Regions from separate parts of the Homo sapiens genome. Here region 1 is linked to region 2. Evidence: read pairs that join two places in POLR2A ChIA-PET (ENCODE). Cell type or tissue: Panc1. All regions are shown on one strand. Links, peaks and the distances in the headings refer to the core of each region. The heading gives the core; the rest is flanking DNA. Region 1 overlaps FCAR (Fc alpha receptor). Region 2 overlaps GP6 (glycoprotein VI platelet).

Region 1 (4,387 bases), core at 186-4,185, 130 kb after region 2:
GAAGCAGCCCTGAGAAACATCGCCCATTCTCTCTCCATACCACCCCCCAAAATTTTCGCCATCCCAACACTTTACCACTATTTCGTTTTATTTTTCTTATTAATATAAGAAGACAGGAATGTCAGGCCTCTGAGCCCAAGCTAAGCCATCATATCCCCTGTGACCTGCACGTACACATCCAGATGGCCGGTTCCTGCCTTAACTGATGACATTCCACCACGAAAGAAATGAAAATGGCCTGTTCCTGCCTTAACTGATGACATTATCTTGTGAAATTCCTTCTTCTGGTTCATCCTGACTCAAAAGCTCCCCTACTGAGCACCTTGTGACCCCCCACTCCTGCCCACCAAAGAACAACCCCCCTTTGACTGTAATTTTCCTTTACCTACCCAAATCCTATAAAACGGCCCCACCCCTATCCCCCTTCGCTGACTCTCTTGTCGGACTCAGCCTGCCTGCACCCAGGTGAAATAAACAGCCTTGTTGCTCACACAGAGCCTGTTTGGTGGTCTCTTCACACGGACGCGCATGAAACAGACCAGCCTAGCCAACATGGTGAAACCCCGTCTCCACGAAAATACAAGAAATTAGCCGGGCGTGGCGGTGCGCACCTGTAGTTCCAGCTACTCGGGAGGCTGAGGCAGGGGAATCACTTGAACCTGGGAGGCGGAGATTGCAGTGAGCCCAGATCACACCAGCGTAGCGACAGAGTGAAACTCTGTCTCAAAAAAAAAAAAAAAAAAAAAAGAAAAAGAAGTTTTCTAAGGCCAGGCGCAGTGGCTCATGCCTGTAATCCAAGCACTTTTGGGAGGCTGAGGCGGGCAGATCACCTGAGGCCGGGAGTTCGAGACCGGCCTGACCAACATGGTGAAACCCTGTCTCTACTAAAAATACAAAAATGAGCTGGGCATGGCGGCGGGTGCCTGTAATCCCAGCTTCTTGGGTGCGGGGGGGATCTGTTCTGCAGATCCCAGCTGTACGACAGATGAGACACGTCCTCAGACACCAATATTCAGTGAAAGAGCAGGCCAGGGGGCTGCCGGCACTAGGAGCCAAAGAGAGTGCAGCCCCTCTAAGCTGGCAACGCTTGCATTTATTTAGCACAGATTTAATTAACAAAGGCTTTGAGTCAACACACCTGTGGGTAATTAACCTGGTCACCGCCCCCCGCCACCTCCCTGGAGAGGGCCATCTTGCCCGAGAATGATCAAAGGTTGATTTTAGGACCATATGACTAAGCAAGCTATTTAGATAAAATACTCCGCATTCCTTTGTATCTGCGCCCTAAGCTGTTTGGCTCCTGAAAAGAGAATCTGGCTGCTTTCAGCCAAACTATCTGAAGCTATGCCAACCTCCCTGGCCTTCCAAGAAGGTTTGCTGCTTCCTATTCCTATAATTTCTTCTGCTACTCTGACTGATCTCCCACACTTGGGAGGTTGAGGCAGGAGAATCCCTTGAACCAGGGAGGCAGAGGTTGCAGTGAGCCGAGATCACACTACTGCACTCCAACTTGGGTGACAAGAGCGAGACTCCATCTCAGAAAAAAAAGTTAAAAAAAAATTGTAGGCCAGGCGTGGTGGCTCACGCCTGTGATCCCAGCACTTTGGGAGGCCAAGGCGGGTGGATCACCTGAGGTCCAGAGTTCGAGACCAGCCTGACCAACATGGAGAAACCCCGTCTCTTCTAAAAATATAAAATTAGCCAGGCGTGGTGGCGCATGCCTGTAATCCCAGCTGCTCTGGAGGCTGAGGCAGGAGAATGGCTTGAGCCCAGGAGGCGGAGGTTGCGGTGAGCCGAGACCGCACCATTGCACTCCAGCCTGGGCAACAAGAGTGAGACTCTGTCTCAGAAAAAAAAAAAAAAAAATTGTAGTAAAAACATAACATACAATTTACCATCTTAGCCATTGTAAGTGTACAGTATAGCAGTGTTAAATGTATTCACGGTGTTTTGAAACAGATCTCCAGAATATTTTCATCTTGTAAAACTGAAACTCTATGCCTAAAAGAGGAATCGTTCAACACATAGAAGTTTTATTTCAACCATTTTTGTTGTTGTTGTTGAGATGGAGTCTTGCTCTGTCACCAAGGCTGGAGTGCGGTGGTACGATCTTGGCTCACTGCAACCTCCGCCTCCTGGGTTCAAGCCATTCTCCTGCCTCAGCCTCCTCAGTAGCTGGTAATGCAGGTGCGTGCCACCACACCTGGCTAATTTTTGTATTTTTAGTAGAGACGGGGTTTTGCCATGTTGGCCAGGCTGGTCTCGAACTCCTGGCCTCGTGATCTGCCTGCCTTAGCCTCCCAAAGTGCTGGGATTTCAGGTGTGAGCCACTGCGCTCAGCCTGGGAAATGTATACTTCAGAGATTGTTGGATTTTCAGGGCCTTCTGTGGCTTGACGTCATCTGGAAAAGTGTGGTCATTGGGAAGATATTACTTTGATTGGTTGTCACTCATGCTTGGGTGTTTACTGAAATGAGTCTGATTGGATGACTTTTAGAAGCAAGGAGCTGCCTGACTGATGGTAACATAACAATATAAAACGTATGGAGTGGCCGGGCTTTGTGGCTCACTCCTGTAATCCCAGCACTTTGAGAGGCTGAGGCAGGCAGATCACCCTGAGGTCAGAAGTTTGTGACCAGCTTGGCCAACATGGCGAAACCCGTCTGTACTAAAAATACAAAAATTATCTGCGTGTGGTGGCAGGTGCCTATAATCCCAGCTACTGGGGAGGCTGAGGCAGGAGAATTGCTGAACCCGGGAAAGAGAGGTTGCAGGGAGCCGAGGTCACGTCACTGCTCCCCAGCCTGGGTGACAGAGCAAGACCCCGTCTCAAAAAAAAAAAAAAAAAAAAAGAGCATCTTCACAGAGATGAGTTGTCATTGATGATGGGTTAAAAATCAGTTTTGGTGGCTACTTGTTACTGTGGTTACAGGACAATAAAATACTTTTCTGAAGAGCTCAGGAACTTTATTATTCTGAAAACGCTTTTTCCAAACAAGGTCCTTCTGTCAGCAAAACGACTTATATGAGTTTAATCTTATCCATCTCTGGGAATCTAGCCCCATTGTGTCTCTGTAATCCAAGTCCTGGACCTGACGTAAAGTCCCTCAACCCCCTTCATCCAAAATTGTGGCACTTTCCCTTTATTTATTTATTTATTATTTATTTGTTTGTTTACTTTTGAGACGGAGTCTCGCTCTGTGGCCCAGGCTGGAGTGTAGTGGCGTGATCTCAGCTCATTGCAAGCCCCGCCTCCCAGGTTCACGCCATTCTCCTGCCTCAGCCCCTGGAGTAGCTGGGACTACAGGCACCTGCCACCACACCTGGTGAAAAAAATCAGAACAAACTGAAGATATGGGCCAGAACTTGTATAAAGTGTGAAAAGCAGTCAATAAAGAAAGTTAGAAATACTTTGCATTTTTTTTTTAATCACAGGACCTGAGTTAAGCCAAGAATACAGTAGAAATTTTATCAAGTAGAGATAAGCTCTCAGTAAAGGATAAAAGTGGGCCTAAGTCCCTTCAGTTTCACTGGAAGTAGGACCCTTACATTTTATAATTATATTTTCATACATAAGCTACTGGACAATGAAGTAAATAGCAATCAGTGAAAGAGCCACATATGACCAACTTAGATTTCCTTGAGTAAAGTCTGTCAAGGGTAAAGCTGTGAAAGTTTATAAGAAAAAAGAATGGGGAATTATTTGGAAGACCATTTGAGTTTTGTACACAAGAATTTAATGTTTGCACACTTGATAATATATGTGAATATCATCAAAACTAAGTGAAAAAATAAATTAATGAGGTGAAACACATGCCTGTATTCCTTGTATGAAAATCCGGTAGAAATAGGGTTTGTGAAATAAATAGGGTAATCCTCCTGTAGGATTATGACTTTCACTCTTATCAATTTGTAGATGAACACAGCAGGAGGCTGAGGTAGGAGGATTGCTTGAGACCAGGAGTTCAAGACCAGCTTAGGCAACATAGGGAGAGCCTCACTTCAACAAAAAAAAATAAAGGAGGGGGGTTATTGAATATATTTGGCATGCTTACCAACCATTTATATTTGGGGAAGACACATTTAAAAATATAAAAAGAAGGCTGGGCGCAGTGGCTCACATCTGTAATCCCAGCACTTTGGGAGGCCGAGGCGGGCAGATCACGAGGTCAGAAGTTTGAGACCAGCTTGGCCAATGTGATGAAACCCCGTCTCTACTAAAAATACTGTAAAAGTAGCTGGGCGTGATGGTGGGAGCCTGCAATCCCAGCTACTTGGGAGGCCGAGGCAGGAGAATCACTTGAACCCAGGAGGCAGAGGTTGCAGTGAGCCGAGATCGTGCCACTGCACTCCAGCCTGGGCAACAGAGTGAGACTCTGTCTCAAAT
Region 2 (4,387 bases), core at 137-4,136:
GCTGGGATCATGCCACTGCACTCCAGCCTGGGCAACAGAGTGAGATTCTGTTTCCCAAAAAAAAAAAAAAAAAAAAAAAAAAAAAAAATATATATATATATATATATATATATATATATATATATATATATATATATATATATATATGCCATTGCACTCCAGCCTGGGTGACAGAGCGAGACTCCGTCTCAAAACAAAACAAAACAAAACAAAACAAATGAAACAACAAAAAAAGAATACAGACAGACACATAATAGTTGCTTAAGTGAAAATTAAGAGAAAATATTGCTGAGTGAATGTTACAGTTATCAGGCAGCTTATATATTTCCTTCCTTCCTTCCTCCCTCCCTCCCTTCCTTCCTCTTTCTTTCTTTTTCTTCTTGTTGAGTGAATGCCATAATTATTAGGCAGCTTATATTTTTATCTTCCTTACTTCCTTTCTTTTGCTTTCTCTCTCTGTCTTTTTTTGAGACAAGGTCTCACTCTGTCACCCAGGCTAGTGTACAGTGATCATAGCTCACTGCAGCCTCGCCTTCCTGGGCTCAAGCGATCCTCCCACCTTGGCCTCCCAAAGTGCTGGGATGACCGGTGTGAGCCGCCGCACCCAGCCTCAACCTTTGTTTTTCTGACTCCTGTGTGCAGGCATGCATCACCACACCGGTCTATGACAACAACCTCACATCAGAGTAGTGTAGGTTCGTGTTTAGGAGCGGAGACCCTGGAATCAAACTCTGTGAGTGCAGATTTCAACTCTGCCACTTATGATCTTGGACAAGTTTTTTATTTATTTTTAAATTAAAATATGTCCAGCTTTGTTGAGGTATAATTGAAAAACAAAAATGGAATATATCCAAGGTGTACAAGTTGATGTTTTGATATACGAATCCACTGTGAGACAGTTACTACTAGCAAGCTAATTAACATACATCACCTGACACAGTTAACTTTTTTGTGTGTGAGAATACTTATAATCTACCCTCTTAGCAAATTTCAGCTGTACACTGCAGTATTGTTACCTAGAGTTGGACAAATTATTTAATGCCATGTGCCTTAGTTTCATTTATAAAATAGGGACATTAAGAGTGAGGACTCCATAGGTCTCTGAGGATTCACTGAACTGATATACATCATAAGTTTGGAAGGCACCCGGAAGCTAGCACTGTCAGCCACATTTACAACGTAACAATTGTATGTGGCAATACAAGCTTACAGCACAGTATAAGCTTAAGCTATTTACTTACTCCAGCGCTTGCTAGGCAACAGGCACTCTGCAAATTACTGTGTACTGTCTCATTCAGTCATCCCCATTTTAACAGAACAAGGCAGTGAGGCTCAGATACAGAGGGAGATTTGTCTCCAGGGCCACCAGGCCCCTGAAGGCAGAACTAGGATTTGCACCCAAGCACTAGGACGTGAGCACAGCCTCCTTCCTCAACCACTGGGTGACTCGACCTCTCTGTGAGCTTGGGTGGGGGAGTGCGCTCTCTGGGAGGGATACAGCCAAAAAGCTCCCCAGCTCTTAGGCAGGTGTGGGGACCTCCCCAGTCTCAGCTGAGATGCTGGCTCCTGCCTTCAACATCAGACTTTCTTTTTCTCCCAGGAGTTTTTGCCAAACCCTCGCTCTCAGCCCAGCCCGGCCCGGCGGTGTCGTCAGGAGGGGACGTAACCCTACAGTGTCAGACTCGGTATGGCTTTGACCAATTTGCTCTGTACAAGGAAGGGGACCCTGCGCCCTACAAGAATCCCGAGAGATGGTACAGGGCTAGTTTTCCCATCATCACGGTGACCGCCGCCCACAGCGGAACCTACCGATGCTACAGCTTCTCCAGCAGGGACCCATACCTGTGGTCAGCCCCCAGCGACCCCCTGGAGCTTGTGGTCACAGGTAGGGGTAGTGCAGACCAAACCTTTCTTCCTCAGCCTTTATAGGTCCTGATGGCCATTCCAAGGGAGGGGCCATAAGTGGGAAGGAAGTGGGAGGGCAGGAAGCCCTGGGCTGCAGGGGCGGGGCCGTAGGTGGGAAGGAAGTGGGAGGGCAGGAAGCCCTGGGCTGCAGGGGCGGGGCCGTAGGTGGGAAGGAAGTGGGAGGGCAGGAAGCCCTGGGCTGTAGGGGCGCGGCCATAGGTGGGAAAGAAGTGGGAGGGCAGGAAGCCCTGGGCTGCAGGGGCGGCGCCAGAGGTGGGAAGGAAGTGGGAGGGCAGGAAGCCCTGGGCTGCAGGGGCGGGGCCGTAGGTGGGAAGGAAGTGGGAGGGCAGGAAGCCCTGGGCTGCAGGGGCGGGGCCGTAGGTGGGAAGGAAGTGGGAGGGCAGGAAGCCCTGGGCTGCAGGGGCGGGGCCGTAGGTGGGAAGGAAGTGGGAGGGCAGGAAGCCCTGGGCTGCAGGGGCGGGGCCGTAGGTGGGAAGGAAGTGGGAGGGCAGGAAGCCCTGGGCTGCAGGGGCGGGGCCGTAGGTGGGAAGGAAGTGGGAGGGCAGGAAGCCCTGGGCTGCAGGGGCGGGGCCAGAGGTGGGAAGGAAGTGGGAGGGCAGGAAGCCCTGGGCTACAGGCAGCTGGGAGAATGGAGGTTTCTTTTTTTTTTTTTTGACGAAGTCTCACTCTGTCACCCAGGCTGGAGTGCAGTGGCGCGATCTCAGCTCACTGCAACCTCCGCCTTCCGGGTTCAAGCGATTCTGCTGCCTCAGCCTCTCGAGTAGCTGGAATTACAGGTGCCTGCCACCATGCCCGGCCAATTTTTGTATTTTTAGTAGAGACGGGGTTTCACTATGTTGGTCAGGCTGGTCTTGAACTGACCTCATGATCTGCCCGCCTCGGCCTCCCAAAGTGCTGGGATTACAGGCGTGAGCCACCGCGTCGGACTTGACTACCATTCTTAAAGGGGGTTTCTTTCAAAAAAGAGCAGCATACCTCATAATGTGGTTATATACATGCAATGGAATATTATGCAGCCTTAAAAAAGAAGGAAATTCTGACACATACTACAACATGGATATACCTTGAGGACATTATGCTAAGTCAGTCACAAAAGGACAACTACTGTATGATTCTAGTCAAAGGAGGTATCTAATGTCAACACTGTAGAAACACAAAGTACAATGGTGGTTGTTAAGGGCCAGAAAGAGGAGAGAGAAGGAATTAGTGTTTAATGGGCACAGAATTTCAGTTTTGCAAGAAAAATAAGTTCTAGAGGTCAACATATTGTACCACAATGTGAACATACCCAACGCCACTGATCAGTACATTTAACAATGTCATATTAAATCAAACAAAATACATCATTTAGTTTTTGGTAGAAAAATCTGTTTTGCCCCCAGGGTCACAGTGAGGGGTAGGACACAGGAATCCAGAAGAAATAGAACTGAGGTTGAAAAAGGTGGACGGGAGCTGCATGCATTTCCTTGTTAATAGCCCAGAATGTGCCAGGTGTGCTTTACAAATGCTGCTGCTTTTTTTTTTTTTTTTTTTTTTGGGGGGAGTCTCACTTTGTCACCCAGGCTGGAGTGCAGTGGAGTGATCTCAGTTCACTGCAACCTCCACCTCCTGGGTTTAAGCGATTCTCCTGCCTCAGCCTCCTGAGTAGATGGGATTACAGGCACCTGCCATCATGCCCAGCTAATTTTTGTATTTTTCGTAGAGACAGGGTTTCACCATGTTGGCCAGGCTGGTCTTGAACTCTTGACCTCAGGTGATCTGCCTGCCTCGGCCTCTCAAAGTGCTGGGATTACAGGTGTGAGCCACCACGCCTGGCTAAGCCTTTTTTTTTCAGATGGAGTCTTACTGCGTCACCCAGGCTGGAGTGCAGTGGTGCGATCTCAGATCACTGCAACCTCTGCCTCCTAGGTTCAAGTGATTCTCCTGCCTCAGCCTCCCGAGCAGCTGGGATTACAGGTGCACACCACCACGCCTGGCTAATTTTTGTATTTTTAGTGGAGACGGGGTTTCACCATACTGGCCAGGCTGGGCTTGAACTCCTGACCTCAAGTGATCTGCCCTCCTCAGCCTCCCAAAGTGCTGGGATTACAGGCATGAGGCACTGCACCCAGCTCAAATGCTTATTAACATCCACAACAGTCCAGTGATGTAAGCTACTTTAGGCTCATTTTTCCGGTGAGGAAACTCAGTCACGGAGATGTTTCGTTATTTGTTCAGGACCCACAGCGACAGAGCACAGATTTATCTCATTTTCTGATTTCCCAGGAACCTCTGTGACCCCCAGCCGGTTACCAACAGAACCACCTTCCCCGGTAGCAGGTAGGTTCTGCAGGGTCCATTCTGGTGCACAGCGTATGAGGTACACGGACCCCTTCTCTCTCTCCTCTCTGCCTAGACTTCTCGATTTAATTCAGTTGGTTCTTTCACAGATTTGCTTTGTTTTAAAAATCCTTTATTTCTG

Evidence for each region. Peaks named below come from ENCODE experiments on the same cell type or tissue, not always from the same donor. Only the 100,000 strongest peaks of a DNase experiment are listed, where the experiment ranks them.
Region 1: POLR2A ChIA-PET joins it to region 2 with 5 read pairs; 4 of 35 experiments call an interaction of 5 or more read pairs at or near these places.

What each region holds. Positions count from the first base shown.
Region 1 is chr19:54,890,442-54,894,828 of GRCh38, reverse strand. FCAR (Fc alpha receptor) reads right to left here. Exons shown (of 5, transcript NM_002000.4): 5 at 3,409-4,387. Among named protein-coding and RNA genes, the nearest start is that of NCR1, 14 kb to the left of the region's middle. RefSeq lists enhancers at 687-1,439, 1,440-2,190. In Panc1, for the core only: no CTCF peak of the experiment used is centred there; no DNase peak of the experiment used is centred there.
Region 2 is chr19:55,025,076-55,029,462 of GRCh38, reverse strand. GP6 (glycoprotein VI platelet) reads left to right here. Exons shown (of 8, transcript NM_016363.5): 4 at 1,601-1,885; 5 at 4,192-4,245. The region is part of intron 2 of GP6-AS1 (GP6 antisense RNA 1); the gene reads right to left. Among named protein-coding and RNA genes, the nearest start is that of GP6, 11 kb to the left of the region's middle. RefSeq lists an enhancer at 1,142-1,846. In Panc1, for the core only: no CTCF peak of the experiment used is centred there; no DNase peak of the experiment used is centred there; H3K4me3 peaks cover 1,711 bases; H3K27ac peaks cover 1,528 bases.